2 separate regions of the Homo sapiens genome follow, and region 2 is linked to region 1. A link is a loop called in an ENCODE intact Hi-C map of the cell type or tissue named here. Cell type or tissue: psoas muscle. All regions are shown on one strand. Each heading gives the region's core, and the rest is flanking DNA. Links, peaks and the distances in the headings are about the cores only. Region 1 overlaps PHLDB2 (pleckstrin homology like domain family B member 2). Region 2 has its middle 14 kb from the start of PLCXD2.

Region 1 (4,400 bases), core at 241-4,240:
TGTGATGATGATATATCTTAAAAATACTCTTAGAGTTACATTGTAAATTATTTACGAATGAAATATGATGATGTTTGGAATCTGCTTTATAACAATCCATGTTTTAGGGTAAAGTGAGGTTTACAAATGAAACAAGATTAGCATATATAAATAATTGTTGAAGCTGGGTGATAAGTACATTGATCTTTGTTTATTATTTTATTATTATTTTAGTATACATTTAAATTTTTGTGTAGTTTAATATTTTTCATGATAAAGTATCTTTTAAAAAAGCTACGTGCATTCTGCAAGTCAACATCAATAAAATGTGTATACTGCCTTAAAAATTATAGTAGCTGACTTTACAAAGAAGGTTGGGGTCATATCACTGGCTCCTAGCTGATTTTTTTTTTAAGTATAAAATACTAACTCTTTATCATACTGAATTAAGTTCCTAAAAGCTGATACATGTATTTTTAAGTAACTGGGAGAAGTTTGAAAGCAAATACATTTTCAAGATAACAAGTAAGCAGGCCATCACATTTAAGATATTTGCAAGATAACGTTATGTGGGGTAGCTAAGTGTCACCACTGCGTGCCCAAATAATGATTTCTTCATAAAACTGTCAAACCCTCCATATCAAGAATTCCAGCCTCAATTAAAAGGTTAAAATACACACACACACACACACACACACACACACACACACACACACCCCTTAGAAACTTATGTTAAGGAAGAGAGTGGAGGAGCTCTTTAGGTCAAGTTCTTCACAGAATCCTAACCAAGGATCCTGATCAAGTCCCCCGTAAAGCTAGAAGGGTCTTCCTTTACTACGTAATCACCCAGTGAAGTGCAGAATCATGGGATAACTAACTTCAGATACTCTTCTTTAATCACAGGAGTGCTACAGGGAAAAGCACCCTCTGATCTTTTGATCTCAAAGCTAATTTCAAGCAAGAGAATTATCAACCTGGGGATCATATGTAGATAAAGATGCTCTCTCTTGACCCTGAAACCACCTCCGTGGACTTTAACTGGAAGCTGAGGAGAGTGTATGGGAGGGAAACTCTCCGATCTTGCCGCCATCCTGCCCCATCCCACACTACTGATCAAAAGACACTCCCTTAAGAGTAATATTTAATTTTTCCAAAGTAACATTCCCCAGACCTAAATACTTGCTGGAATTCCCATTCCCTAACCCAAGATTTATGAACTGGGAATAGTCAGGGTACAAACAGGCTCACAAGAGGTGGAACAAACACAGGTCAACCACATCTTCCATGTTTGTAATGCATTTCGCTTTACATCACAAATTGAGTACATGAGGCCGGGCTCGGTGGCTCATGCCTGTAATTCCAGCACTCTGTGATGCTGAGGTGGGCAGATCACCAAAGGTCAGGAGTCTGAGACCACCCTGGCCAATATGGCGAAACCCCATCACTATTAAAGTACAGAAATTAGCTGGGTGTGGTGGTGCATGCCTGTAATCCCAGCTACTCGGGAGGCTGAGGCAGGATAATCACTTGAACCTGGGAGGCCGAGGTTGCAGTGAGCTGGATCGCACCACTGTACTCCAGCCTGGGTGACAGAGCAACTCTGTCTCCAAAAAAAAAAAAAAAAAAAAAAAATGAGTGGGTGGGGTAGGTTTCTAAAATATTGTAAAGTAAAAATAATAATTATGATAATATCATATCTTCATTACTTAGCAGCTGATTGTGCAGAATGAGTATTATAAAACACTTAATTTTTCCCTTCCATGCTATCTACCTTTTGACCACTTACTGCTTGAAAGAAGGGAAATAACTTGAACAAGTCAAGATAAACAATTGACTAAGTTTAATTTAATTTTAATCAATGCTTTTTTTTTAATAACTCTGGCCAAAAGATCTAATAAAGGAAATGGTTACGTTAGGATGTTATTTTTATTACAGTGGCCAATCTAGTAGAAAGAACACTGGATAGGCTGCCAGGGAAGCAAGTCAGAAGATCCATCTTAGTTCTGGTTCTGCTAACAGAACTAAGATCTGGAGCACGTCAATTCGCCTGTCTTCATTTTGTTTCAACAGGAGTTTCTCCATACTCAACATGGTGAGAGTGAACTACATGTTCTTTCTGCTCCAACTTTCTGGACTCCCACAGATACTGGTTAAATAACACAGGAGTGCTCATTACATAATGCAGGAAATGGAAATGACCACAGAACAGAAATAGTTTTAGTGATAAGGTGGCAGCTACCTAATTGGGAAAAGATTTCACCGGACTGTTGCCCATGACATTCCAAAGGCATGGTAAATTGTTTTAGCATAACATAGTGGGAAAAAGGCCTGGTCAGAGTTATGGTAATGTAATATAATATGGGTATTTGATTGAGCATGATGTATAAGAAAGGTTTTGTCTGCATTCCCATGGCTTGCAGTTTCCTTAATAAATCTTAAGCTGTTTTTGAAAAGCTACTTCTGCAATGACGTAAGCAGTGAGGCAGCCAGACATCACTTCTCAATCCCCTCTGAATATCTCTTGGCTGTGCGGCACTATTCACACTGGGTCTGCACTGGTCAAAAGAATGTAGGAGCTGGGTTTCTTTTGCCTTTATCTTTCCTTGTTTTAGCAGTAGGGTGGTCAAGAAAGAAATCTTGGAAAACTCTTGTAATCTTTAACTTTTTTGCTATTTCATAGGCTAGTTCCATGAACATACTGCCATCTAGGGCAGTCACATGCAATGTGCAAACAAAACATTCTAAGATGATCAACACCAATTCCCACTGAATTAGCAGCAAGTCTCAGAAAAAGCTGACCTGGCTTAAGGCCATCGATAAACAGTGGCATACACAATATTTTCTTTCCTTTTACTTTGTAAAGTAAGGAAAAGCACTTCATCTAATAAAATCAACCTAACACACTAAACAAGTATCTCCTGTAAAAATCCTCTCAAAAACTTTTTGACTAACCCTGTTACTCTATATCTTATTAATCTGTTTCTTTGTATAGCAATTACCTACAACCTCTAGTTTCCCACACAACAGTAAAATGATTTTTACACTTGGGTTTCTCTTATTGACCACTAGCTGCTATAGACAACTATCTTGCCTTTAAAGCAGATACAGCACAAAGCTCCTTTTCTGCAATGTCTAAGAAACATCCTTAAGCGTCATGAAAACAACTGTAAGCAAATTAACTCCCAGAAGGTTCAAATTCCTGGATGAACATAGAGAGAAGTTCTGCCTTGCTAAATGTTTACTTTGAAGGGATTTGAAAATCTGAGCTAACAATTTTGGTTTCATTTATTTTTAAAAGACAAGTTACTTTAATCAAATCCCAATAAATATTTCTAGCCAACAGTTATTTTTTTAAAAACTACTCCTGTCTCCTCTCCCATCATCTGAAAAACAGTAACAAGAATGGCCAGATGAAAGATGATAATGAAAAGACTGCTACACCCCTTTTGCATAGTACCTGCGGGGGGGCAGATCCCTTAAAAGGGCTATCACTCTTGAGTCATTTCTAAATATATCACTATGTACTTGGCTTTGAGGTGCACCCTTTGGCTAGTTGTCAAAATGATAAGAAACTATCTTAACACTTTTCAGAGGTTTTATGTCTCCCACCAAAGGCATACTAAAAACTTTCCTATATGGCCAGAACCTGTCAGATTTGAGTATTAGATAAAATAACTACCACAGGAGGACAGCTTGGCACCCAGAACTAGAATCTATAATCATGAGCCTAATGGCTAACCATAGCAATGTAAACAGGAGAGTATACATGTTTGTAATTAATCAGGCTATGGTGTACAACTTTTCTGATAATCATAAACTCATTAAGGTAACTCCTTTCTATAAACAGCCATTCACAAATACCATGCTTTTTAAACTCTCCCAAGTAATTAACAATAACTTTCTTTACTATCATTTTCTTTCCCATTAGGTAAACACATGGAATGGTAGAGACTGTGGGTGCAGGAGAAAGTACAATAGAACAGGAGGCTTGCAGATTCTGCCGCTATCTAACCCAGTTAGTTGGTTGGAGGGAAAAGATTCAGATAAGAGGATTTCTAAGGTTCCTTTTACCCCCATAGTTATTTTGTTCTACATGCTGAAAGAATAGCTAAGCTTGAATTGTCTTCTGATTCTTAATCCTAGTTCTATGCAATTGAATTTATATTAGATATCCCCTCATCAGCTTATGAATTTCTCCCACAATTTCCCCAACACTTGCTCATTTCCATATATGCCAGGTGTCTTTTTTTCTTCCATACTCAGGAGGCCTCTGTAATTCTCCCTTCTGTCCAAGCCAGCCCTATCCATTCATGTACTCTACTCTTAACCGATAAGGCAGGGAGGAACAGAAAATCTCAAATGTTCTGTTTTGTACCTGGATTCAAAAGCAACATCTGCTATGTCTGTGGAACCATCTGTTG
Region 2 (4,400 bases), core at 285-4,284, 200 kb after region 1:
AAGTACTACTCACTTTTTTGTTTGAAAGGGTGTAGGACTTCCTCCTTTGTTCTCTCTCTCTCCTGCTTACTTCCCCTTTGCCCTTCCACCATGTTTGTAAGTTTTCTGAGGTCTCCCAAGCCATGCTTCCTGTATAGCCTGTGGAATTGCGAGTCAGTTAAACCTCTTTTCTCCATAAATTACTCAGTCTCAGGTATGTCTCTATAGCAGTGTGAGAATGGACTAATACAGAAAATTGGTGCCAGAGAAGTGGGGCATTGCTATAAAGATACCTGAAAATGTGGACACAACATTGGAACTGGGTAAGGAGCAGAGGTTGGAACAGTTTGCAGGGATCAGAAGAAGGCAGGAAGATGAGGGAAAGTTTGGAACTTCCTAGAAACTTGTTGAATGGACCAAAATGTGGATAGTGATATAGACAGTGAAGCCCGGGCTGTGGTTGTCTCAGATGGAGATGTGGAACTTATTGGGAACTGGAGTAAAGGTAACTTTTGTTATGCTTTAGCAAAGAGACTGGTGGCATTTTGCCTCTGCTGTAGAAACCTATGGAACTTTGAACTTAAGAGAGATGATTTAGAATATCTGGGAGAAGAAATTTCTAAGTGCAAAGCAAGTAAATTGGTGACTTCTTAAAGCCTATGCTCATTTGCATAAACAAAGAAATAACCTGAAACTAGAACTTATATTTAAAAAGGAAGCACAGCATAAAAGGTTGGAAAATTTGTAGCCCAACCATGTGGTAGAAAAGAAAAATCCATTTTCTGGGGGGACTTTCGAGGCTGCTGCAGAAGTTTGCATAAGTAAAGAAGAGCTGAATGTTAATAGCCAAGACAATGGGGAAAATGCCTCCAAGGCATTTCAGAGACCTTCACAGCAGCACCTTTCATCACAGGCCTGGAGGACTAAGAGGGAAAAATGGTTTCCTGGGCTAGGCCCAGGGCTCCACTGCTCTGTGCAGCCTTGGTACATGGTGCCCTGCATCCCAGCCACTCCAGCTCCAACTGTGCCTGAAAGGGGCTCAGTTACAGCTCAGGCTGTTGCTTCAGAGGGTGCAAGCCCAAGCCTTGGAAGCTTCCATGTGGTTTTGGACCTGCAGGTGCGTAGAAGGTAAGAGTTAAGGTTTGAGAACCTCTCCCTAGATTTCAAAGAATGTACGAAAATGCCTGAATGTCCAGGTAGAAGTCTGCTGCAGGGGCAGAGCCCTCAGGAAGAACCTCTACTAGGGTAAGGCAAAGGGGAAATGTGAGCTTGGAACCCCCATACATAGTCCCCACTGGGGCACTGCCTAGTGGAGCTGTGAGAAGAGGGCTACTGTTCTCCAGGCCCCAGAATGGTAGATCCACTGACAACCTCACCATGCACCTAGAAAAACTGCAGGCACTCAATGATGGCCTGTGAAAGCAGCCAAGAGGACTGTACTCAGCAGAATCACAGGGGCGGAGCTTTCCAAGGCCTTGGGAGCCCACCCTTTGCATCAGTGTGACCTGGATGTGAGACATAAAGGAGATTATTTTGGAGCTTTAAGATTTAATGATGGCCCTGCTGGTGTTCAGACTTGCATGGGGCCTGTAGCCCCTTTGTTTTGGCCAATTTCTCCCTTTCAGAATGGGAGCATTTACCCAACATCTGTACCCTCATTGTATCTTGGAAGTAACTAACTTGTTTTTTATTTTACAGGCTCATAGGCAGAAGGGACTCGCCTTGTCTCAGATGAGACTTTGGACTTGGACTTTTTACTTAATGTTGGAATGAGTTAAGACTTTTGGGGACTGCTAGGAAGGCATGATTGTATTTTGAAATGTGAGAAGGACATGATATTTGGGAAGGACCCGAGTGGAATGATATGGTTTGGATCTGTGTCCCCATCTAAATCTCATGTTGAATTGTAATTTCCAGTGTTGGGAGAGGGGCTTGGTGGGAGGTGACTGGATCATGGAAGTGGGTGTCCCCCTTCCTGTTCCCAGGACAGTGAGTGAGTTCTCATGAGATCTTGTTGTTTTTTAAAAGTGTGTAGCACTTTCCCCTTCACTCTGTCACTCCTGCCGCCATGTGAAGACATGCTTGGTTCCCCTTCACCCTTCTGCCATGATTGTTAAGTTTCCTGAGGCTTCCCCAGCCATTCCTCCATACAGCCTGTGGAACTCTGAGTCAATTAAATCTCTTTTCTCCATAAATTACCCAGTTTCAGGTATGTCTCTATAGGTGTGAGAATGGACTAGTAGAAAGGCCAATGTCATCAATAGTATTTCCTAGATTTTCTTCTAGGATTTTATAGTTTAAGGTACATTTAAATATTTGATCCATTTTGAGTTAATTTTTTTATATGGTGAAAGATAGGAGTCCATCTTTGGTCTTCTGCATATGGCTAGCCAGTTATCCCAGCACCATTTATTGAATTAGGAGTTCTTTCCCCATTGCTTGTTTGTATCAGCCTTGTTGAAGATCAGATAGTTGTACATGTATGGCCTTATTTATGAATTTTCTATTCTGTTGCACGGGTTTATGTGTCTGTTTTTGTACCAGAACCAAGCTGCTTTGGTTACTGTAGCTTTATAGTATAATTTGAAGTTGGGTAGTGTGATGCCTCCAGCTTTGTTCTTTTTGTTTTGGATTGCTTTGGCTATTCAGCCTTGTTTTTGCTTCCATATAGATGTTAGAATAGTTTTTTTTTCTAATTCTGTGAAGAATAACTTTGGTAGTTTGATAGAAATAGCATTGAATATGCAAATTTCTCTGGCTAGTATGGCCATTTAAAAAATATTGATTATTCCAATCTATGAGCATGGCATGTTTTTCCATTTATTTGTGTCATCTCTGATTTCTTTCAACAGTGTTTTGTAGTTTTTCTTGTAGAGATTGTTCACTTCCTTGGTTAGCAGTATTCCTAGGTATTTTGTTTTCTTCATAGCTATTGTAAGTGGGTTTGTGTTCTTGATTTCACTCGCAGCCTGGATGTTTCTGGTGCATAGAAATGCTACTGATTTATACACTGATTCTGTGACCTGAAATTATACTAGTCTGTGAGTTGTAGGAGCCTTCTGGCAGAGTCTTTAGGATTTTCTATACAGAGTCATGCCATAAGTGAAGAGAGATAGTTTGACTTCTTTCACTATTGGGATGGCTTTTGTTTCTTTCTCTTGCCTGATTGCTCTGGCTAGGACTTCCAGCACTATGTATAACAGGAGTGGTGAGAATGGACATACTTGTCTTGTTTCAGTTCTCAAGGGGAATGGCTTGAGCTTTTGCCTATTCAGTATGATGTTGGCTGTGGGTTGGGCATGTATAACTCCTATTATTTTGATGTATGTTCCTTTGATGCCTAATCTGTTGAGGAATTTTTTCATGAAAGAATGTTGGATTTTATCTTAAGCTTTTTCTGTATCTATTGAGATGATCATATGTCTCTTGCTTTTAATTCTGTTTATGTGGTGAATCCTATTTATTGGTATGAATATGTTAAACCAGCCTTGCATCCCAGAAATAAAGCCTACTTGATTATGGTATGTTAACTTTTTGATGTGCTGCTAGATTTGGTTTGCTAATATTTTTGGAAATTAAAGAACTTCCTCCTGAATAACTACTGGGTAAAATAAAAAAATTCCTTGCAACTAATGAAAATAGGTTTACAAGTTACCAAAATCTCTGGGATGCAGCCAAAGCAGTGTTAAGAGGAAAGTTTAAAGTCCTAAATGCTTTCATCAAGAAGTTAGAAACATCTAAAAATTAGCAGTCTAATTCTGCACCTAAAAGAATAGAAAACCAACCCCAAAGCTAACAGAAGTAAAAAAATAATTAAAATTAGAGAAGAGCTTAATGAAGTTGAGATGCAAAAGATCCATGAAACAAAAAGTAGGTTCTTCAAAAAAATAAAATAAGAGATTGATAGACTGGTAGCAAGATTAACAAAGAAAAGGAAAGAGAAGATTCAAATAAGAACAATCAGAAACAATATTACAACTGATCCCACGTAAATACAAAAGATCCTCAGGGACTATGATCAACTATATGCACAGAAGTTAGAAAATCTAGAGGAAATGGATAAATTTCTGGAAACACACAATCTCCCAAGATTAAATCAGGAAGCAATTGAAATCTTGAATAGACTAATATCAACTTCTGAAATTGAATTAGTAACAAAGAACCTACAAAGCAAAAGAAGCCCTGGACCCAATGGATTCACAGCCAAATTCTACCAGATGTACAAAGAACTGACACGATCCTACTGAAACTATTCCAGAAAATTGAGGAGGAGGGGCTTTTCCCTAACTCATTCTCTGAAGCCAGCATCAGACTGATACCAAAATCTGGCAGAGACACAATGAAAAAAGAGAACTTCAGGCCAATATCCCTGATGAACACAGACACAATAGAATATATCTTATTTTGTATTTATTTGATGC

The links. A loop is a pair of places that touch in the nucleus more often than their neighbours do. Peaks named below come from ENCODE experiments on the same cell type or tissue, not always from the same donor. Only the 100,000 strongest peaks of a DNase experiment are listed, where the experiment ranks them.
Region 2: it touches region 1 in a loop (10-fold over the local background); 22 of 110 quality-filtered maps call a loop at or near these places.

The regions. Positions count from the first base shown.
Region 1 is chr3:111,863,226-111,867,625 of GRCh38, reverse strand. All of the region lies in intron 1 of PHLDB2 (pleckstrin homology like domain family B member 2), which reads right to left. Among named protein-coding and RNA genes, the nearest start is that of PHLDB2, 6.2 kb to the right of the region's middle. In psoas muscle, for the core only: a CTCF peak has its summit at 2,721; no DNase peak of the experiment used is centred there; H3K4me3 peaks cover 1,146 bases; H3K27ac peaks cover 1,651 bases.
Region 2 is chr3:111,658,777-111,663,176 of GRCh38, reverse strand. It overlaps a transcript of CD96 not described here. Among named protein-coding and RNA genes, the nearest start is that of PLCXD2, 14 kb to the left of the region's middle. In psoas muscle, for the core only: no CTCF peak of the experiment used is centred there; no DNase peak of the experiment used is centred there.